Linked DNA regions of Mus musculus: regions 2 and 3 are each linked to region 1. The links are chromatin loops, found by intact Hi-C in ENCODE. Cell type or tissue: left cerebral cortex. All regions are shown on one strand. Each heading gives the region's core, and the rest is flanking DNA. Links, peaks and the distances in the headings are about the cores only.

Region 1 (7,649 bases), core at 3,268-5,767:
TGACATACGGAAAGGGTTTTTGTTTTGTTTTGTTTTGTTTTGTTTTGTTTTGTTTTGTTTTGTGGGGGAGGGGGTCGAGAACTAACTCTGTAGACCAAGCTGGCCTCGAACTCAGAAATCTGCCTGCTTCTGCTCCCAAGTGCCGGGATTAAAGGCATGCGCAACCACTGCCCGGCCGTTCCGATTCTTAACGTACTTTGAATCCAAAGACTGGAAAAGGGGTGGGTGACTATCTGTCTTTAAAGCCTTGCCTGAACAGTGAAGACTTTAGCCTCCATCCTCAAGAGGAAACCCAAGCTTGCACAGCCAGCTAAAAAATGGAGGAAAGGAGCGGAGATAAAGAAAGGCGATCCCAAGCAAGGGTTTATGTGGATGGTTTATGTAAGTGGCTATTAAAGGGAAAGGTGTTTATATATGTAAAATATGCATATGGGAGGAAGTCCCTGTGATAGGTTAAGCCTCCCTGGGAAGAATCCAGCGGTTGGCCTACCGCAGAGAAGGCTGCAAACCTGGGGGAAAAGGGGGTGGGGGCGGGGCTAGAGGGCTTACAAGGCCATTCAAACCTCAGCTACCAGTCCTAGGCTCTTTAGCCTTTCTTTCAAAACAAAACCAAAAAATATAAATAAATAAATAAATGAAAAAATAAAACAAACAAACAAACAAAAACCTTCTGGTAGGCACTGCCTGTTCGGAATCAAGAGGTATCGACCCCTTCCCCTCCTCCACTGTCCCTGGACTGGGCAGCGCCAGCTGAGGTTCCCTTCTGGCACCTAGTGAGTCCTGTGACCGCCCCAGAAGCTTGTCTCAAAGGGGGCCACCACCCTTCTCAGCGCCGACGTGCAGCCGCTCCCTCTCCAGCAAGGCCAAGGAGCAGCGGTTTACTGTAGGTCTCGTCCCCGCTGTGCTGGGCAGCCACAGATCCAAGCCTGGGAGGAAAGGCTGGCAGAGAGGGAACTACCGTCCATTTCTACCTTTTAGGTTGTAGCCTTTGATGACCCTTGAAATTTCGATCCCGCTGCGTCCAACAAGGTCACTCTCCTATGAAGAGTGTCTCTTATCCATCGCCATCTGTAGCCACAAGTATGTGGACATTGAGCAGGAGGCTCCTGTCTCAAAGGACACAGGACCGCTGCGGGCCACCAGGTCCCTTGTCCAAAAACTGGCCCAGCTGCGCACCTGCTTCAGCTCAGCGCCTGCCGGCCTTAGCTTCCTGTGCAAGTCTACTTCTTACATCCTAAAACAAAGTGAAGGCACCAGCAGCAGAGTCCAGTTCTCCCCCAAGCACTGCGGGCTTCGAGGCTTCGGGGCTTCGGGGCTTGGAGGTTTCGGCGCTTCCGGGCTTCGGGGAATCCGCGCGTGGAAAGCCGCGGCCACGGAAATCTGCCCGGATTGGGAGGAATCTGCTCCCTGGGTTTCAGGGCCGACCTTCACCCCTTCACCGAGCACTGCCCACCGGCCGTGGGTGGAAGGAAGGGCTCAGCTTGCACGAATTCGTTGAAAGATTTCACAATAACCCTATCAATACATATAGAAAAAATAACTCTCTATATATAGTTACCTAAGTATCTATAGTTATAAGTACCTGTTTACCTGTACCGTAAGTCCACAATGCTGCAGATCCCAGAGACTAGTAGCCTAGGGGTAAGGTGGGTGGGTAGGGGTGCTAACAGAAGTCTTTTTATATCCAGGCTGGGGCTGGAGACCCATTCGCCAGATTGCTTATAGCGGGGAAACTTCTGCCTTGCACAAATTCAAGAGACTGTTTTGCAAGTGTCTGAAGCCAGCCAGCAACCCCGCAGGGTTCCTGGAGGGTCTCCCACTCCTGAAGCATTCGTTGTAGGCTTTTTCTTTCCGCCATGCTTTCGTGCTTTCCGGAATGGAACACTCAAGCAAAGGACTTTTATAATACAGGCCGGCTGTTCGTGGCTCCTCCCGCGTGAGCCATCCCAGGACCCTCAGACCAGACCAAGATAGGGCAAGAGCCAGCACAACCCAAATTGGAGCACACTTCTCTGGCCCAGGAATTTTTGCTTTGGAGCTTGCAACCTTCTGTTGTCTTATTTCAACCCGCACAGTTGACACACCCACCATCAATCCCGCACCACCACGTTCTCCCCTATCCCACGTGAGTGCACATGCACACTCCAGGGCACCGTCTTGTTGAACAATGCTAGGACACATCACCTGTGTGAGGGCGCGAATCTCTCCCCAGGTGCAATGAACGAGGTAAATCCTTCCTAGGGCTTCCTGATCCTACACAGAATAATATCCATCTTTCCTTTCCATTTTTGATCTGGGCAATTGGAGTCCCAGCCATAGCCTAGAAACTTCATTCTTGAAGGAGCCGACCACTGCCCCCGCCCCCTGCGCCCGCCGCCTGCAGCGCCACCAGGCCAGGCTAGAAGTGGGCTTAAGCACACCGATTTGCACGAGAGAAGTTACTTAGAGTGCTGAGGGGGAACAATCCCATGTGGAATGAAACAGGGTGACTTAAAATAAACAGAACTTTTACTCGCTTGGGCCAAAAGTAACAAGATGGCTGTGTGTATCTTTTTACACCATTGATTCTATTTTTACAGTCACCATGGGAGAGTGTATGGTCATTATCTCTTAATTTTTAGTATTTATATTTTACGGAAAAAGATGTAAAAACAGAAGTTCGAGCATACTTAGCAACGGATCTGAAATCACTATGACCAAGTGTAATTTGGCAAGCTGTAAATTTAGGGCTACCTATCACCATTCTGGAGTGATCTATCCTATCAGCTAAGATTTCATTGAACATGAAAGAGCAGAACATGTGCCCTCAAGGACACAGAAAAAAATGAGTAAATCAACAAATATTTAATAAATGTACATAGAGTCTTGACATTAGTCAAGAGGTCAAGGAGCAAGGCTAATAAACGTCTTTGCCAGCATCTGCAGCTCTCCCTAGCCCCCCTGGCCAATCAGACATTCTCCTGCAGGCACTTTCAAACTATGAGAAAAGCTCTTCCCACAAATAGCCCCTGCCTAGAAATGTATTTTAAAATGCTGTACAAGGATGATCTCATACATACATACATACTTACATACATACATACATCACATACTTGCACACACACACACACACACACACAGAGAGAGAGAGAGAGAGAGAGAGAGAGAGAGAGAGAGAGAGAGATGTGTTCTCTAGAACTGATATGGGCTGTGCTAAAGAAAGCAATGTAGAGTTGACTCTGGTGACGAGGGAGGGAGGATCGTGATGGTAAGCACACACTGGACTTTCAAGGAAGAAAGCTGGCAGAGCAAAGCCAAAACTTGGGCTTAAAGTCCCTCTGGGGGAGAGGGGAGCATCACATTGGAAAATTCTGTTGGTGAAAAATATGCAGAGCACTTGTCCTGCCCTGATTCTGAGTGTCCTGTTGGTGGTGGTGGTAGTTGGGGGCGGGGGGGGGGGGAGTTGCTTGTTTATCCAAAAAATGAAAGACTTGGGGGTGTTAAGGGGAGGAAAAATGTGCATTTTCAAAAACATGACTTCTAGAGGTGCTTAAAATATTTCAGCCAGAAATGAAAATTGAGGAAATAATTAAGGCAATCGAGATAATAAACTTGATACTTGGTTGTCAGGAGAGTGGGAGAGAGGGAGACTCTGCATATTCCCTATCACTGTACTGTGAATCTCTTCGCAATATCAAATACAAAATACCAAAGTAAAACTTCACAAAAGGATTTACTGTTTGCACCAATAACTTATTTGCACTCATTTTAAGGGATTTTCTCTTTTCCTTTCCTTTCTTTTCTTTTCTTTTCTTTTTTTTTCTTTTTTTTTTTCTTTTCTTTCCTTTCCTTTCCTTTCCTTTCCTTTCCTTTCCTTTCCTTTCCTTTCCTTTCCTTTCCTTTCCTTTCCTTTCCAGCCAGTAGGATGCTTGGGTGTGTCTGGTTCAACCCCAGCCTGCTGCCAGAGCCTACTCCCACCTGCCTGGAGCGTCCACTTTAGGTCCAGCCTGTCCCTCAAGGACCCTTCAGGTTTCGTTTCACTTTGCAGGATTTCACCAGGACAATTTTAAGAAGCCACATAGGCTTTCCTCTGTCTAGAAGAATGAGAACAAAAGCAACCCCTAGTATTGCCGTCACTGAAGACAACGGGAGACCAGATGGCTGAGGTCCAGAAAAAAAAAGAAAAATAGGCCGTTTGTAGAAAATCGCTGCGGAACCCCGACACAACAAGCCTGGGGGTTGGTTGGTGTATTCTTGGTTGGTTGGTTCCCTTATTTGTTTTCGGTTCACTCATTTGTTTACAGGACCAGAGTAAAGCTCCAGGAGCTCCCTATGTAATTGAAAACTAAGGCATAATGCCCTTAACTCCTACCCGCTCCGCCTCTACCACCACCACCGCTCATACCGCCTTTGAAAACCAAAAACTAAAGGAACTGACCGACCTCTTCACCTGGACCTAGCTCTTTTTCCTTTGAAAATGGAACTGGAGAATGTGCCTCTAAGGGGGACCAACCGAGGACGAGGACGTGATAAGCCAGTATTTGAAGGCATCTATCCACCTAGCGCAACACTAATAGACCTCAACCAGTTGCAAGGGGGTTGGGGGGAGGGTGCTGCCCACCCCCACCCCCACCCGGCTCCAGCGCCCGCAGGTGAAACCAAGCCTTTGGGGGGTGGACCGCTGCAGGCTGCCCCAGGGGCTGCCATTTCCAAGAGCCTGGCGCCACCCAGCGGACACAAGAGGAACACTGGGCGCGTCTCAGTTCCCCCAAGTCGCCAGAGCAGACACAAAAGCAAACTGACACTCCAAAAATCCACAACCAGGCTTTGCAGCTCGCTCCCTCTCAAGCAGCAAAGACTTTGCGAGCAAACCCCACAAGTATGTCATCCTAGACATACTATCTTCTTTGAACCTCGGGAAGCAAAGTGTGTCCTCCCAAAAACACAAACCAAGAAGTATTCAAAGTTGACATTACTCAGAGCGAGGATGTAGGTTGGCAGGCGCAAGGCAGAGTCCTGGAAAAGGTGGGAAAGAGGACGAGGGGGTCCGTAAATCATTTGGAGGGATTTTTGGCCCTGGTCCTTGTTTCTGAAAGCGTTCCGAGCGTCTCTGACGCTGGTTACATAGTTACTCTCTTTTCAAGCGCACGCCCACTGCAGACTTTCTGGTGTCCAAGGATTGTGTTTGAAAGGGAGGAAGCATTCTTGAAGTGGTGGGTGACAGATTGTCTAAACCCTTCTAAGATATTCTGCACGGGAGATTTTTGAGGCAGCTCAGCCATGAAGATCCCCTGGAGGAAAGGGGTAAGCGAAGAGCGCCCACACGCAGCCCAATCTCGAGCCAGACCCACACAAGAATATTGGAGTTAGGCTGAGACTGTCGGGAGGGGGAATGCCCAGGACAGATGGGAACCTCTGTCCTGTATCCATGAACCCCACTCTTTCAGGCTCACCTCATAGGTGCACGTGGAGGGGGGAGGACTTGGTGGGGAGAGGAGACTCCCAACACCCCAGCTTCAGGAGAGAGAAGAGAAGGGGTATGGAGTTGTGGAACACACCCTCAACCCACCTTCTTTCGGGTCTTGCTGGTTTCTCTGCCACTTTTGCTGGCTGTGGTTTGCCTTACTGTTGAGCTGTTTTCTAATCCCAGTGGAAACCCTAACAGAACTAGAAAGTGTTCCTACGAGGCGAACAGGCTTAAGGTTGACTAAACCCATGCCAACACGTGAGTTTGGCAGGCTGATAGCCCAGTTATCAGCTGCACAAGGTTGACTAAACCCATGCCAACACGTGAGTTTGGCAGGCTGATAGCCCTGTTATCAGCTGCACAGTCTCCTCGCTGACTCTGGGTGAGCAGCAGCAGCCTTAGGAATGCCCAAGGAGTATTCTCGGCCTGATGTGGGGTCTTCCGGAGTCCTCCTGGAACTACTGAAACCCGAGGCCATGAGGCACCAGGAGCCCCCTCCTGGAAGGGTTAGGTGCACACCCTGTGTGGACTGGAAAATTGGGGGCTAGCTGGGTGGTGAAAGGGGCTGCTCAGGCCCTGCTCTCCGGGACTTCTTTTTTTTCCCCAGCACCCCCTGGGCCAGCCCCGTAAGCCAATCGCCCTCTAAGACTCCAGGGACCAAGGGGCAAGCTGAAGGGGTCCAAGGCCGGGTAAGAGTGGCAAATGGGGAGGGAGACTCCGCAAGAAGCAGCACTTCAGAGGCGGCGTCTGGGCGCCCCGAGGTCCCTAGTCGGCCTCTGGGCGCCTAGCACGTTTTATTTATCCCTACAGAGGATGCTGGAGGACAAAAGAAATATTTGGACGTCAGAACTGATTTATATTTTTGGAAGAGCTACGTTTCCTTTTCTGAAGAGAGGCGAGCGCGCCCCATATCCTGCGCTCGGCGGGAGGACTGCAGCGAGTCTTGATGCGCCAGGAAGTTCATCTGCGCGGAGTCGCGGGGCCCAGCGCCCCGCCGAGATCGCTGCCCTCCTAGATATTTATTTATTTATTTGGGGGGGAAGGGAAGGCAGAGGGCGAGGAGACCCTGCCAAACTAGAGAAGAAAACCCGGCCACTGGGTTGGGACCTCCAGGGCGCTTCCGTGAAAGCCTGCCCGCAGCCAGCCGACTTTCCCGCTCCATCGGGGAGGTCTGGGGCCAGCCTTGCAGCCTCTGGGTGTTGGTGGGTGTTTTCTGTAGCATCCCTGTGTGCATGCCCAGTGCCCTCCTGGAGTGACCTCTTCGGGCTCTGCAGAGCTTCCCCGTGTGAGCCCGAGTGGCAAGCCACCCTAGCCACCTCCAAGGTGGAAGAAAGGAGGGGGTTGAGAAAACTCAAAGAGGGAGAGAGAGGGTAGGGAGAGAGGTAGGTGGGAAGGGAGGGGTGTGCATGCGAATTCCCAAGAGAAAAGATAACCAGGGACAGGCAAGGTGGCCACTCCTGAGTGTACTGTGCTGTCTGCTATAGTGTCAAGGCCATGAGGCCACCAGACTCCCACAGGTTTCTAGATAATCTCAAAGCCCCAAAGCCAGCAGATATTTTCCCCCAGCTGTACAAGAGGCCTCTCAGAATCAACGTGCCTAGGGGGCATCTGCACTCACACTCTCTTCCCAGATACGAAGTGCAGGTCTCCCAACTTCTTCATCTTCCTTTGAGGGGGACCCTGGCCTGTGCCCTTGGCACCGCCATCCCTAAACATAGCAGGCTGTAGAAACCTAAATGGCACTTGTTCCTTCCTGCAGGGGTGGGGTGAGAGTGGGTACTGTGGGGACAGGTTCCTCGTGGAACTCTCATTATGGCCATCTAGAAATGGATAGAAAGAGGCCTAGGAGTTTTTGTTGTTGTTGTGTTGTTTTGTTTTGAAAGGAGGGGAGGTCTGGTAGATTAGCCCTTTGTCCTCCCACTCCAAGCACCTCTATGACCTGGCCAACTGGGTCACACAGAGTCTTGCCTATAGCCAGACCTCCTGAGCTGTGGCACTGATCTTTGAGGAGGGTGGCTTTAAGAGTCCTGCCCTGAACACATGCACTTGGAGTGCTGATGGATGAATGCAAATAAAATCTGGCTCTTGCCTCTCTCACTAGGCATATATAGAAGTATAGAAGGAGTATAGAAGTTCTTGGCCAAGGAAAGAGAGCAGACTGTAAAACGAGGTTTAAAATTATTAGCTATGCCTTCCAGATTAA
Region 2 (7,649 bases), core at 3,282-5,781, 58 kb before region 1:
TATATAGAACACGTTGTCAGCATTTCCGATAGGAGTCTATTCTAGTCTACACAGTCACCTGAGACAGATTAGTTTCTTTCTTTTCTAGATTAATGTTTAGGAACGGGGCAGGAAAACACTACCCCACTAAGAAAAGAACAGTGTCCACAGGTAAGTTTCTGTTGCCGTCCACAGCTTCACTTCTCTCTTCATAAAACCCACTTCAGGGAGGAAAGAAGGTCACAGAGATCTGAGTGTTTCCTCCACATAGCTCAGCTACTCATCTCCCTGAAAATTAAAGGGCAAGAGAAGTAGCTAGTAAGCCTTTCGCAACCTCAGCTACTTGGTCAGGCACCACCCACAGGCACTTATCAATCCATCAATTATCAGAATCCCCAAAGACAAAGCTAAAGGAGACATCATCAAAAAAAATGGGGGGGGGGGGGAATTTGTGAAGAAACTGGAGATTGGGGACGAGGAGTTGGTGTCTGTTCTTTTAAACTTGGAAACCCCAACCTCAAGGGTGTGGGGATAGAGATTCGGAAAACAGACATCTTTCTTCTTCTCTTCTTGCTGTTTTCCTTTATCATCCATAGAAGGTGAATGAATTCTCCAGACACAAAACATCAGCTCAAAACAGTCAAATCAACTGCAACCGCATAGAAGAGTTTTATTTGTGATTTTTAACTTAAGACAAACTTTTTTCTCAGCACATGGTATCGATGGGGCAAGAATAGGATATACAGCCAAGAAATAAAGACAAGACTCCATCTTGATGGAGTCTGTATCCTAGTTCCCAGGTTCCTCTTCCCCTTCCCAGATAGCTGGACCCAGCCATTTTCCTCCTGGGGTCTTCCTCTCCGAAGTCGTCGTAGTGGTCCATGGGTAGTATCTTACCTAGCCATTCCAACCTCCCAAAGAACTCTCAAAGTAGAAAGAGTTGCCCCACCCTCACCCCAGCTGAGAATTCTCCATCCTCCTCTCCTCCCCCATCACAAGCTCCAAACCCAACAGTCAGCTTAATAGGGACGAGGAATAGGCATTTCCTCGCCTAACCAAGATCAAGGTAAGGAGAGTATCTGCTGCAGCTAGTGAGAGGTGGTGACGGATGAAGTGCGGGACTGGCAGTGAGGTGGACTGGCAGTGAGTGGATTAGCAGCCACTGGTGTTCCTAGGCCTGGAATCTCCCTATTGCCTATTGCCTATTGAGTCTTAACCCTCCTAAATGTATCTCCTCCATAAAACAGGCACGCTGAGTTCAAATAAGGACAACCTTCATTAACAATGTCTTTTATCCCTGGCCAAATCAATGCTTTGTCACCTTGCACTGGGCTAATTCTCATCCCAACGCACTCCCCTGGCCAGGACCTAGGGACCATCCATTTGCGGGCAGGAGCTAAGAGGAACCCCTTGAAAGAGGCTGTTTTTCGAGGCTGGAGGAACGCACCACGTGGTAAACAGTTACTCCCTGCATACTACAAAACATCAGATTCCTGCTGGCTGTCAAGATGCCCACTGCATTCTGAGCGCCTTTACGGCTTCTTGACTTAAGAGAAGAGAAGCTTGTGTATGCTTTCCACACAAATGGTGGAAAGTAATAAAATAAACTTCAAACATGCTCTCCCACATAGTCGCAGCCTCAACATTATTCGCAACAAAAGCAGGAAGAAGGAGGAAGCTGGCGTGGTAGGCATAGGGTCAAAAGTGCACCCTTCCTAGTGCAAGGCCCCTTTCCTTGGAGAACTGACACAGAGTTGTCAGGGAGTCGGAGGAGTTGCAGAAGAGGCCTCCTTTCCTGTTTGACACCCGTGCCACTAAAGCCAAGGCAAGTTCTAGAGCACAGTTGCAGACAAATAGCGATAAACACGCCTTGCCTTTGCCTCATGCCCCAAGGAACACACATCCTCCCGTGATTCTTGTTGATTGCTAGACCCGGGCACTGCATGGCTGTGGGCAAAGCCCACGTCACAAGACTTCGGAAGGGACTCAAGGCAGGCAGAGCCGGGCACCTCTCTTGCAAAGCGGCCTCCCGGTAAAAGTATGGGGCGTTGCCTCCTTCCCCCCAGAGCCTCCAGCCAGGTATGACAAAATAAAAGTGAAAGTCGGAAGCCGGCTAAGAAACAAGAGGCACGATCAACCAAAAAGAATCATAGAATTTCAAGCTCGTGGTTTTTACTTGTTACAAGGGGTAAAGTTGGCCATAGAGAGGAAGTAAGAGGAAGGGCACGAAAGAGGTCAATGCAAAGGCTGTTCCACGGGGTGTCTGCAGTTCAGCGATTCAATTATCACCAGGGATTTCCTTTCCTAAGAATATTGGCTCTCCTTGCCAAAAAAATCCGCAGGCTGCACGCAGCGCGCAGCTCAGGACGGCGGCCAGACCTATGCAACCAGTCCCTCGGCCTAAGCCCTTTTAGGTGTCTCTCTGGAGCGTCCAAAAAGTGTCAGCTCTACCAGGTATAGGAGAGCAATCGTCTTGGTGAGTCCGGGGGGCGCAGAAACCCACTCGGTGGCCGCGGGAAGCCAGAAGCTCCTACCTGCGCAGCGGGGCGGGCGGGGCAGCCGCACAGGCGCGCACACTCGCGCGCACACCCTAGCCGTGCGCTCGCTCCCCATTGGCGAGACCGAAAGGGCGGGGCCGGCCAGACCCAAAACAAACAACCTGCGCCCGCGGAGACTCTGTGGCCGCGCCGCCGCGTGGCCTCGGCCTGATGAACGCCTTGGGGGGAGCCGCGGCCACCTCGGCCACCTAGTTCCCCCACCCCCTGGCCGTGGGCGCCCAGGCCCCGCCCGCGCGGAGCCGCCGCAGGGTTATATTGGGCCGGACCGAAGGTGGAGGCGAGATTCTGCTGCGGCCGGCCAGCGCGGACATGCTGCCCGGGAAGCCGGGGGTGGCAAGGCGGCTGCGGGTGCGGCGGCCTCGAAGACTCCTTTCTATGGGCTCTCGAGGCTGAAGACGTCCTATCCTCAAAAGTAGCGGGTGCGCCAGCAGACGTCAGGTCGGTGCCTGAGACCTAGACATCCAGCGAAGGAACACTTTTGGACGCCCAGACCGATAGCATAAGCGCCGGCTCGGTCCTCCCAGCACGAAATCCTAAGGCTGGTGTGTCCTGGCCCCCGCTTCGCAGGGTGGCCCCTCATTCCTCGCTTGTCTTCCGCTCAAAGTCTCTAAACCTCGGAGTAAGGACAGCACTGCACCAACTTCTATCACTCCACTCCTCACTTCACCCAACAATCAAAACCCCTCCCAAAAAAAATCCCAGCGGAGGAGAACCTTTCGGAAAAGCGTCTCTCTCGGAAAGACGCAGGAGCGGTCCCTCCCAGGAGAAGACAGACTCAGCGGGCCACGGGATCGCCACTCCGGGCGCCACTCGCTTCCTACGACCTCGCAGGAAAGGGGTAACTGTGCCGGACTGGAAGCACCAGCGCCGGCATGAAATTGGAGGTGTTCGTCCCACGCGCAGCCCACGGGGACAAAATGGGCAGCGATCTGGAGGGGGCCGGCAGCAGCGACGTGCCATCTCCACTGTCCGCGGCTGGTGACGACTCCTTAGGCTCAGACGGGGACTGTGCAGCCAACAGCCCGGCGGCGGGCAGCGGCGCCGGGGATCTGGAAGGTGGCGGCGGCGAGAGGAATTCGAGTGGCGGGCCGAGCGCCCAAGACGGTCCGGAGGCAACTGATGACAGCAGAACGCAGGCCTCCGCGGCAGGGCCGTGCGCGGGCGGCGTGGGCGGCGGCGAGGGCGCGCGCAGCAAGCCGTACACGCGGCGGCCCAAGCCCCCATACTCCTACATCGCTCTCATCGCCATGGCCATCCGCGACTCCGCGGGCGGACGCCTGACACTGGCCGAGATCAACGAGTACCTCATGGGCAAGTTCCCCTTTTTCCGGGGCAGCTACACGGGCTGGCGCAACTCCGTGCGCCACAACCTCTCGCTCAACGACTGTTTCGTCAAGGTGCTGCGCGACCCCTCGCGGCCCTGGGGCAAGGACAACTACTGGATGCTCAACCCCAACAGCGAATACACCTTCGCCGACGGGGTCTTCCGCCGCCGCCGCAAGCGCCTCAGCCACCGGACCACAGTCTCCGCGTCCGGGCTGCGGCCGGAGGAAGCCCCACCCGGACCTGCCGGGACCCCGCAGCCCGCGCCCGCCGCCCGCTCCTCCCCGATCGCGCGCTCGCCGGCTCGCCAGGAGGAGCGCTCCAGCCCTGCGAGCAAGTTCTCCAGCTCCTTCGCCATCGACAGCATTCTCAGCAAGCCTTTTCGCAGCCGCCGCGACGGCGACTCGGCTCTGGGGGTGCAGCTACCCTGGGGCGCCGCTCCCTGCCCGCCGCTGCGCGCCTATCCCGCGCTCCTTCCCGCGGCGCCCGGTGGCGCTCTGCTACCGCTCTGTGCTTACGGCGCAAGCGAGCCTACGCTGCTGGCGTCGCGCGGGACCGAGGTGCAGCCCGCGGCGCCCCTTCTGCTGGCGCCCCTCTCCACCGCGGCTCCAGCCAAGCCATTCCGAGGTCCGGAGACCGCCGGCGCGGCGCACCTGTACTGCCCCCTACGGCTGCCCACGGCCCTGCAGGCGGCAGCGGCCTGCGGTCCCGGTCCGCACCTGTCCTACCCGGTGGAGACTCTGCTAGCTTGACAGGAGCTCTGTGCTCAGCAGAAGGGGTGCTGAGCAGGGTGGAGTTGGGGGCGCCTTTTGTTGAGGAGGTTGGAATGTGGGCTCTAGGGCTGTGCACTTTCCACTTTCCGGAGGAATAGAGTTTTTCTTTTTTTCAACTCTCCATCAAATGTGCCTTAAAGTTAAGCATTTTGACCCAAGTGTTTTAACTTAGTCCAGAATAGTTTCCTTTGTCTTTTGTAACTTTACAGAGGATCAAAGCCGTTCTTTTCCATTTCTTGGCCAGGCCTGTACTCTCCCGCATAGAGGCTTTCCTTTCCCTCCTATTTGCGTCACGCCTTCCACTGATTTACCTTCCCCACCCATAAAAAAGAAAAAGAAAAATACATCAGGGAACCACTCCATGGGGTAAATGATGACTACTGTTTGGGGTTTTGAGACCCCGCTGTGTAAATGTGTGTCTTTCACAGGAGTGACTGCTGCGTGTAAGAGAGCTGTCAATCAAACTTATGGTCATTTTCTTTGCTAACAACCAATGCTTCACTGTGCCAAAAAAAAAAAAAAAGAGGGAAATGTTGTTGGGTTTTTGTAATTAAATTATTTATATATTTTTGAAACCTGAATTGAAATGTTGCAGGCAACGGCTACAGCTTTATTAGTGGTTACCTAACTGTGGTCTTCTTGGGCCAAGCAATTTCTTTAAAGGAAAAGTTAGCATTATGTTTGTGGGGTGCCAGGGCCGCCACCACGAGAAACCGTGTGATTTTTATTTTAATATTATTTGTGTCTGTGTATATATTTGTATATAAATTTTATGAACCCCAGGCATACTGCTTGTTTTTTTAAAAAAAAATAAAACTCAAAATTGATCTACAAAACACTTTGTGATAGTAGATTGGGGTAGATATTTTTACCACTCCCCCACCCCAAAAAAAATGGGTTCAGGCTGGGCGGTGGTGACGCATGCCTTTAATCCCAGCATTTGGGAGGCAAAGGCAGGTGGATTTCTGAGTTCGAGGCCAGCCTGGTCTACAAAGTGAGTTCCAGGACAGCCAGGGCTATACAGAGAAACCCTGCCTCGAAAACAAACAAACAAACAAAAAGTCCTTCATACCGAGATCAAGATATTTGTGGTTTCATTTTCTGCTATTGCTTCACAATGTCTAGGATGTGCCTTCCATTAATAGAATTTCCTAGACTCAAAGACATTCAGGAGTTAGCACAACACATACATCTGCCTATCTCTCTCCTAAGAACCTTTAGCCGGCCAGGTGAGCTGGCAAGGTGAGGTAGCAAACAGCTTTTCGTCAGGTGGACATTTTCAAGTCAGTTGACTGAAGCTGGAAACTTGATCTTGGCGTAAAACTTATTTGGCACACCAAAAATTGCCTTCAGGCAATTTTCAGGGCAACTTGAATGCTAGTGTTTTTTGTTTTTTGTTTTATCAAAACAAAGCTACCTTTTCTTGAACTAAAACAGTTGCTTGGGTGTGAACACTTCTGTGATCTTTCCTGCCATCAGCTGAGATATTATTCGCAAATAAGGACGCTGATTCCTTGGTAAGTTCAAAAGCAACAGGTCCCTAACAGCTCCGTACATTGGAAAAGTCTGAAGTGGTGAGATATTCAGACAGAATATCTGGGCCTCCATGCCAGACAGAAACGTGACCTGAGATCTTAACATTTCATGGAGAAGAAAGCAGTGAGCCTGTTGGAGGATGCTCCTTCTGGGACAGGGATGTAAGAAAGCCTCCAGGGGTTGGAGTTCTCAGTATTCCTCAGAGTGATACTAATGGGTTTGGATTCTTGCAAAAGGTAGACAAAGCTGAAACAAACCAATCAGGAAAGAGAAAGGCAGGTTCCCCTCGTGGAGATTATGTTCAACTGCACGTTCCCAGCAAGCCCTCCATGTCTGAGGGCAGGAGGGTTTATAGCTTGCACAGCCCCCTCTGCCTTCTACCTGACTTCTCTCCAGTTAGGCACCTTATCTGTGCAGGGTGCTGACATCCATGTCCCCATTGGTACTTATTCTTTTCTCTTCCGATGCTGTGTCTTTTGCTGCTCACTGAAATCGCTGTTTGTGTCAAAGAATACAAAAACCAATTTAAAAGGGAAAGGTGGTGTTTTAAAATCACAGCTGTTTCCCCTCCCCCTCTAAAGGAAACCATCCCTCCTAATAAACTGAGCGTCAACACAGGGCTCCCTCCTAAGCCTTTGTCCCCAGGGACTGAAGGGTTTTCGAAGGAATGTTGAGAGTCCCAGACTGGGAGTTTCTGGTCTCAGTTGGGCTTTTCATGGTCAGTTCTATATCCTGTATCTTGCAATGTGTGTGTGTGTGTGTGTGTGTGTGTGTGTGTGTGTGTGTGTGTGTTTCTGGGTGCTAGGCCTCCAGGGAGACAGAACAGCTTCACAGAGCGGGGTGGGGGCCTGTGGAAACACTTTTGTTTCAGGCCACATGGCTTCGAATTTCAGAGACATGGGCCTTCTGTGCTGAAGCTGGTAGGATCAAGTCTGAGCTCAGACCTTCAGACCTGTTGTTGCACCACCCTGATGCTGTGGCTGGTAATGAACTTGGCTAATGGTAAGCCAAGAGCATCCAGTGTTCCGGAGCCTCTGCTGGTTGAGTGAGGTGGGCAGGGCAAATCCACAGCCTCGGGCTCCTTCTAGAACTGATTCTTGACACTCCCACCCCTAGTACCCTACAACAGACACAAAAGCCAAGCTCCCCGCCAGCAAATAAAGGTTCTCCTAGGAGCCCCAGAAAGCTTCCCAGGATTAGCCTCGCTGACCTACGAGCATCAATAAGTAAGCCCTACCCTGTCCACTTGCACTGGCTCCGAAGTTTCACAGGCTGCGTTTTTCTGCCTCTGGGAATGTATATCCACACTCAACATACAAAACAAATTCACAGGCTAAGATAACTCACATCTTAGGATCTAAGAAAGAGTACTCACTATATATACAAGAAAACAGTGGCTGAGGGCTGTCTTTAAAGTGTCCCACTCTGACAGATCAAGCTCTGGAACCCAGAGTCTGCAGCTCCCAAGTCAGAATTCTTT
Region 3 (7,649 bases), core at 3,282-5,781, 630 kb before region 1:
TTTCTCTTTTTTTAAAAACAGGAAAGCAGGGTTGGTACATGTAACATCACAGCAAATCACTCTGTCAAATATACACTATAATGGCTATTTTTGTAGATTGGTGACAAGTTATTCAAATATATTTTAAAACTGCATGTAGATGCTAAGAATCTAATAACTTTCTAGTGTGTTGGATCACACTTACAATACCAGCACTTGGAAGACTGAAGTACTGAGGCAGAAGAATAACTACAAGTTCAAGGCCAGCTTGGGATTCAGAGTTCCAGATCAGTCTAGACTGAAGAGTGAGACTGAGTATCAAAATAAGTAAATAAATAAATAAGACGAAAAGACTAATTATTTCACATTAATTGCCTTAAACTTATCAGAAATGTGACACATTTCATGACATTTAGAGGACCAAAGTCATTTAGGATCCTCATGTTTCTTTAGAGAATTATTTCACAGAATCAAAGCTTTCCACCTATACTCAGTATTTTCTTGGCATATAAATTAATGGAAACATCAGCTTAACTTTTATAAGCCCAGGAGCTCTTAATATTCTTAAATAGAAATAGAAATAAGAAATGTTTCTAAATAGAGAAGCAGGTTAGGAAGTAAAAACACATCATCTAGTGAACTATTTATTCAACAAAACCTTCACAATTCGCTTACTTAGATATTTAACAAATATATAGAAAGCTACTGAGTAACTCTGATCAATGAACTCATGTTGCCACAGTATATCTTAGCATATCTTTAATATTGCTGCTAATGATACATTGCTTCTGATCACTGTGATTAATAAAGGCTTTTAATTTCCGAGAAACAGAGCTAGACACCTTCTCAATATTCACCAGAGTGAATTCCCAAGTATTAAACTCTCCATGTAGTTTGGTTAGGTCCCCTTGTGTGTTTCAAACCAGGGTAAACATACTGCACACCCTAGTGGCCAGTCCAGGGATGCACCTTCTCCATGGGGCTATCTTCCATGGTGGCCACCAAAATATGCTACAAAGCCCTAGCAGCCATTTTGACCTTTTGTGAAGGTGGAAAACATCAACTTGCTATTCTTTCTGGGTAAGGAATTCATCTCCAGGTCATAAAGACTGAGAATTACCTTCACACCCTCTATTTCCAAAAGATATCATTTCAATATTGAGGCGAGAAAAGCTATGGCACACTCAAAACTAGCTGACACTATACAAGCTTGAATTATTGGTAAACAAGAGAAAGGGAGAGAGGGATGGAGAGAGAGAAGGGAAGGCAAGAAGAAGAAGTTTCAAGTTTCCCTCTCCCTCTCCTTGCATCTCCTTTCTTTCTCCTGTCCTCCTTCCTTCCGTTTCTTATTTTAAGCAGAGCCCATTTTCCTAAGATCAGAAGTTCTTTCTTTTCAAAACTCTAACAGATGTCTGTGACTGCTCATACCATGAGTGCAAGCACACAATACACTCACAGGCACATACAAGCTCACATGCACACACACACACACATACACACACACACATACACACACTCACACACACATATAAATGCACACTGTGTGCACATTCCACATGCATATACTCATGTGCACATGTGTCCATTCATTTGTGCACTTTTTATCTACATACATTTATACATATGTATGTACATATACAAAGTCATACATACGCAGGATCACACACCAAACAAACACACATTTGCTCAAAAAGATAAAAAATTTAAAAAGAACTTGGAAGTAGAAGCTCCTACAAAAAGCTCAATGGGTAAACAGAGGCAAACTCCACTGGAAATGGGCCTAGGTGTGGATGTCAAGAGCTGTGGGGTCTCAGGACCTTTAGGGTGTTTAGATTCTCTTTTATTTAACCACGTTGTAGCCTACTTTGCATCCTTCTGCCATAATTTCAATATTTATTCCCTAGAGTTTTGGGGCCTCCAGCACAACCCCATGTGAAAAGAGTCTTGACAGTGGGTTCCAACTTTCTTTTTAATTAACTCCATTTCTAATTAACATATTTCATTTTGTGGCTCATCTCAAGGTTCTTTGCCTTCGACATCTGTTCAGATCAGAGGAATATGTAACTAGAGAATTGTGTTTGGGAAGGTTTGGGCTTCCTGACCACAGCGTTAGCTTCGATCCGAAAGTGAGTTGACAGCTTGCATTGGCCAGTCTGTAGGCCCACAGGCCGGTTGCTCTCTTAACTTTAGTGCCTCTTGCTGCCTCTCTTATGAGAAAAGGGTTCTGAAGGAACCCTGGTTTATTCTGCCTCATGCTTGGGATAAACTAATCCGAATCAGGTGAGTTATGAGTTGTTTACAGTTGGAAGTCAGATGTAGAAAGCTGACTCAGAGATCCAACAATTGTACAATCCAACACTCTACAGATGGGCCAGTGTTCTAAGTCATTTAGTTTTAAGAGAGAACTAATCGGAGAGGGTGGCTCATACCTAGGCTCTTCTGTCGTTTGTTTCACGGCACCGGTTAGGAGCCCTGCCTGTTCCAGGCACACTGCAGATGATGGTCTGCCCTCTGTCCTGTAAGCCCTCCTTACATTTGCAGGAGACACAGTTTTGAAATTCTAGGAATTAATTTCTTTTGGACAGTGTGTAAATTCATCTGTGGGTTAAGTCTGCAAATTGTAAAATACACCGTGAAGCAACACATCTCTGTTAAAATGAAATGACAGCTCTGGGCCCCACCCTGGAGAGGGTAAGTCACAAAAGGTGCTTCTGTTTTTATTCATACTCTGAAATACATTTCTTTAAAAAAAACATTTTAGATTTATTATTTGACACCGAGAGAACCCCCTCAGACATTCTAAAATTTATTGATCACAGGAAAGTAGATGTGATTAATAGGAAATACTAAAAAGAAATTAATTTTATTTTAGGGTATTTTTAAAAATAGTAAACACTGTAAAAAGTCCAATTTATTCAGACTTATTTACAACAGCCTAGGCTTCTAAATACACCATAACCTTAGAGCTATTTATTTTATAAAATACAATATGATATAATAATATAGTCAGGCCAAAGCTTAGCATACTACTGCAAGAGAGAGGGAAAAAACCAATAATTATAATAATAATAACTTAGAAATTAAAAAGAAAGAAAGGTGCTGCATTTGCCACGGTGTGGTTTACTTTTTAAATTAAACACATTCACTTTTACACAATGAATGAGTTTTTCCTAGCCATTTGCTAAAAGGGGGAGAATTTAATGATTTTATTCTTCACTAGATTGGCTATTCTGAATAGCCATTTAAGATTAAATATATACATTTCCTGTGCCGCATGCTAATTCTACTTTGAAAGTGTTTACCTTAAAGAAATAATAAACTCATTTTCCTTTATTTTTTTTTATTGAATTTAATACACCTTTTAAGCAGGTTAGCCTCCTAGCAGGTTATAGTCTATGAAAAGCCATGTAAACAAAAGGTATTGTGATTATTATATGTAGGGCACATCTTAGATAATGAGTTTCAAATTTATAACCAATATTGTGTGAAAAATGATTGTCATTCAGCCTGTATATGTATAGTCAAAGAAAGAACAGTTTGCTAGGCAATATTTGCATAACCACGATCCCCCACCCCAAATGAACTTCTTTAACTATGAGAGAAAAAATAGGAGGTAAGGAAAACAAGGTTCACCCTCAGCCCAAAAGAAGAAAAAAGAAAAGTTTATACTGAAAGTAGATCCTATTTATGGATTACAGTAAGCCTTTTCACTCCAGAATCCAAATATCTTTATATTTTCATTTATTTCTATCTAAAGGCATGATTTTTGACAGCTTAAGGCTATTTCTATAAGAAATAACTCATTTCATAACACTTTTATTAAAATGTGCAGATGAAGTTTTTTTTTTAATCTCTCATAAAAAGAGCCAACATTTTTCAAGAAGTTACTTTTAGTTCCCCAAGAGACCCTTGCTTCGTATAATGATCGTATTTTGTCCTTTTTGAGGTGAATCCACAGGCACTGTAAACCTGTCAATTACCTGGTAGCAGAAACCAAGTCAAGGGATGGAACCTCCGGAGGTTAAGAAAGGGACCTAGATCCAGTTTACTTAGAACACACAGTGGGACCTGATTTGCCCTTCCGTAAGCTCTCCTTTGAAGAGTCGAATTAAAGAAGTTCTCTCCAGTAACCAAATCTATTAAATATATAGAGATCACCCAGCCACTCTGAAATTCTCTTTTAATAGATATATGCAAAATGTTTAAAGTTTACCCTCTCTCCATAGTTTTAATTTAGCAGTAACCAAAGATGCGCATCCACAGGATGAAATCGAAAGTCATCTGTGAAGTCTAAATTCTCTAAGCTACATGTGTAAATTTAATTTTGCCAAAATTGTGTTTTTATACAATTCCACTGAGACATTTTGACTGTCCCGCAATACACAATCCACACAATGGTAGGTTATTAGAACAACGTGGTTTGGCAGCTCGAGAAAATTAAAAAGTTTTGCCGTTAGCTTTTGTGTCCCTGAGTAAAAACGCTTGGAGAATGTGTGTAGTGCCATGACTTGTACCAACCTCAGCGGGACAGGATGCTGAAATAAGCCCTGCTTCTTAATATTAAACGGATAGAAATCAGGGCCCGTGCGTTTTATGAAGAGCTGTTAAGTGGTGGCAGCTCCTTCTTTGGCTGGCGTTTGGCAGGGCTACGAGCCTGTCACCGAGTCCCCAGGCGGAGAGGAATCCGTGCGGACCGAGTGAGGGCTCTGCAGTCTCCGGGAACAGCTGAAGCCAGACTAACGCAGAGCCAGTCTCCTGCGCCTACAGCTGACTCGGCACTGGCTTTTCTTCTTTTGCTGTAGTTGAAACTGAACCGCTTGCACTGCTGAGAAAATGCCATGAAAATATAACCCGCCGCATTCCAGGAAAATAAATAAGCAAGGCCACCCAAATTTTCAATTAGTGCCGCAGCCGCATGCAGGAAATGGCATGCGATCCGTCCAAGGCGCCCTAGGCCGTGGAGGGGCAGTGGGGACAGGAGAGGGTGGGAGGCTGTGACAGTGCCTTTCACCCTAGCCCACACTTCTTGGCTTGCTGGGAAGAAGCGCTGAACTTCCTATATCCTAGCATAAACTAGGGCCAGCCAGGCCTGTGTGAGTCGCCCGAAACGGAAACAGAGCAACGTTCCCGGGCAGTTGATAAAAATTGTAAAAGAGCTTTTGATTTCAGGTGTCAGACTTTAAATCTGGTTGTTTCTTCCCGCCTGGCTACTGCTTACCCAAATGCTGCAGGCAGCCTGGGAGGCCACTGTTTTTAGACTGCAGGGTGCAGGACTGTTGCTGCGCTCAGGGTCTGCCAGACTTCTGCAGTCAGCAGGGGATGGAATGGTATCTGACATCCCTGCGAAAATGAGAAGTCAGCTTTGGAAACTCCTTTCCTTGGTGGCATTTGTCTGAAGTGTTCAAATCTCTGCTTTGAAGGCCTGGATTCTTCCCAGGCCCTCCAGGGTTTTGCTTCTGTATCCGGCCCTGCTTTCTGTTTCACTTCACCACCCTTTGCAATTTTCCAGCTCACCGTGCTGAAGTTGGTCAGGAGAGGATGGCTTTTCAGTGGCGTGGTGCTCCTTCCTCCACAAGACAGCTATTTTATTTTATTTTTTTTGAATGAATCCTACCAGTTATGTGGGGATAATGGTTTTAAAACCTATAACTAGACTAACGAACGTTTTTTGATCTTCATCCTTAGGGAATTGATAAACAAAAAGCAAATCGACACCGTCTGGCATTTTTTGCTGTTTTTGTTTTTTCCTTTAAATCAAGAAATGAACTAATTGAGTCCCACTTGCGGTTAAGGAAAATCTGCTAGGAATCTCATACCCGTTATTGTGTGGGGCAGACAAGAAGCACCCAGAATAAGCCCTACTTCAGCTGAGCGTCAAGTATGACATTCACGTTGTACATTGTACTCGTGTGACTTTCGATGCTGTGAATCTGTGGTAATAGCGGGAAAGCCTTTAAAATGGTATGTGTCTCCTCACGCAGACTGCATGAGAACAAACCCTCCCTGTGCATTTCTTCTTAACTGGCTTCTTTTAGTTCATAACATTTTCTTGGCAAATCAACTGCTTTGTTGGGTCAGAAGGGCGACCATTTCCTTTTTGCAGTAAAATTCAGAATTTCATCTTTGTACAACGCAGCAGCGCTTCCTCTCATTGAATTCTAGTGGTTTTTAAGTTGGTTCTTTACAAAATAAGGAAGGGGGCGTGGAGCCTTCCCCATTTACATAGTTTCATTTCCAAACATGCGTGCCTTTAGATGTAGCAGGTTGTAGAGTCTGGAGCCACCGGCAGACCAAGATTAGTATCCTGCAGTGAGCCAGGAGCTCGGCCACTAAGCTCTGTGAGACAGTCTGCCAGGGGCAGCCTCCTTAGCCTTGGCTCTCTGGCCTGCCTCCCTCACTGCCTCTCTTTATGTGTCCTGTTGTCTCCGTGTCCTTCACTGTCACATTACATCATCGAAACGATTTCTAGGAAGTTATCTAACAAATAAGCACCAGGTGTACACTTTATCCATAGGATTTAACTTATTTATCCAGCAAATGGCTCTAAGCACCATGCTCGGTGAGCTCTCAGAAATATAGAAACTACACTAGCACATCTCATATGAATAACAACACCACACACACACACACACACACACACACACACACACACACTCAACTCCAAGTAACCATGAGGCAAAAGTTTGGTCTCCATGTCAGAGCTGGAAGAGACCTTGATACCTGTAAACCAAATCTTTGATTATACATGAGAAAGTTAAGGCTGAGAGTAACAAGTTGATATGATCTGCTGGTTCACCTAGCATCCTTTCTGGATGACATCACTATCCAAATCTTCCACTTATATCACAGTGGGTAAACTTGCTCAAATGTATCCTCTCCAGGAGTCTTCTCCCTCTGAGAGAATTACACCACCATTCTACTCAGAACAGCTGATCTGTGGCTTATTTCAACAACAGAATAGGAACAGAAATGGCCTGGTCCATATGTCATCATATCCTCTCTGTCAGGACACCCGGTGACCCAGAGAAAGGCTGCTTTTTCTGCCTAGCTAGGCTCTGTGATCAAGAGCACATGAGATGAAGTCAGGAAGCGAAGGATGAAACTTGAATGAGCAAGAAGTTGCTGCTATAAGCCCCTGGGATTTTATAGTGGTCATTGCAGCAGGACACAGCTCAGCAGATGGGTCCATCACTGTCTTGCTGAATGGCAGCAGTTACTTACTCTTCTGTAAATTTTAACTGAGGCGAAGTCATGATGGACAAAGTGCCCTTTAGGACTATTTTTATTTTTGCGGTGTTGAGGATAAACTCAGGTCCTTGCATATATGAAACAAGCAAGATATTACTGAGCTATAGTGATTCTAGGTTTTTATACTATGTTCTCGAGGGGAGTTTGTGGAAAGGAGGTTTTGACTGCTGTGTTCTGGTGCCTTAGGATGGTCTGGTTTCTAGAAGGTGAGCCCAGGTGGCCAGAAGCCCAACTGGAAGGCTGTGAATTCCTCTGCCCAGAAAACACGCCTTGAAGTGCTTTTATTTGACAGAATTTTAGCAGAATTGGCTGCCTAAGAGGGAAAGATTCTCCAGAAAGAATGGAAGGGAGATAGGCTTTCTCTCTTGGGACATTCTTGGATCTTAGGAAATGGTCCTTTGCAGTAATAAGTGGTGATGGGA

The links. Peaks named below come from ENCODE experiments on the same cell type or tissue, not always from the same donor. Only the 100,000 strongest peaks of a DNase experiment are listed, where the experiment ranks them.
Region 2: a loop joins it to region 1, with 3 times the contacts of the local background. A loop is called at or near these places in 17 of 42 quality-filtered maps.
Region 3: it touches region 1 in a loop (3-fold over the local background); 16 of 42 quality-filtered maps call a loop at or near these places.

What each region holds. Positions count from the first base shown.
Region 1 is chr13:31,613,996-31,621,644 of GRCm38, forward strand. No RefSeq gene overlaps it. Among named protein-coding and RNA genes, the nearest start is that of Foxf2, 8.0 kb to the right of the region's middle. In left cerebral cortex, for the core only: a CTCF peak has its summit at 4,714 (motif pointing left); DNase peaks (open chromatin) are centred at 4,466 and 4,718; H3K4me3 peaks cover 1,210 bases; H3K27ac peaks cover 1,012 bases.
Region 2 is chr13:31,555,508-31,563,156 of GRCm38, forward strand. It overlaps Foxq1 (forkhead box Q1), which reads left to right and starts at 2,663. Exons shown (of 1, transcript NM_008239.4): 1 at 2,663-5,469. The coding sequence starts at 3,410. The coding sequence ends at 4,612. In left cerebral cortex, for the core only: a CTCF peak has its summit at 4,514; DNase peaks (open chromatin) are centred at 3,408, 3,565 and 4,468; H3K4me3 peaks cover 2,104 bases; H3K27ac peaks cover 1,238 bases.
Region 3 is chr13:30,980,941-30,988,589 of GRCm38, forward strand. No RefSeq gene overlaps it. Among named protein-coding and RNA genes, the nearest start is that of Exoc2, 11 kb to the left of the region's middle. In left cerebral cortex, for the core only: no CTCF peak of the experiment used is centred there; DNase peaks (open chromatin) are centred at 4,674, 5,216 and 5,423; H3K4me3 peaks cover 1,515 bases; H3K27ac peaks cover 1,624 bases.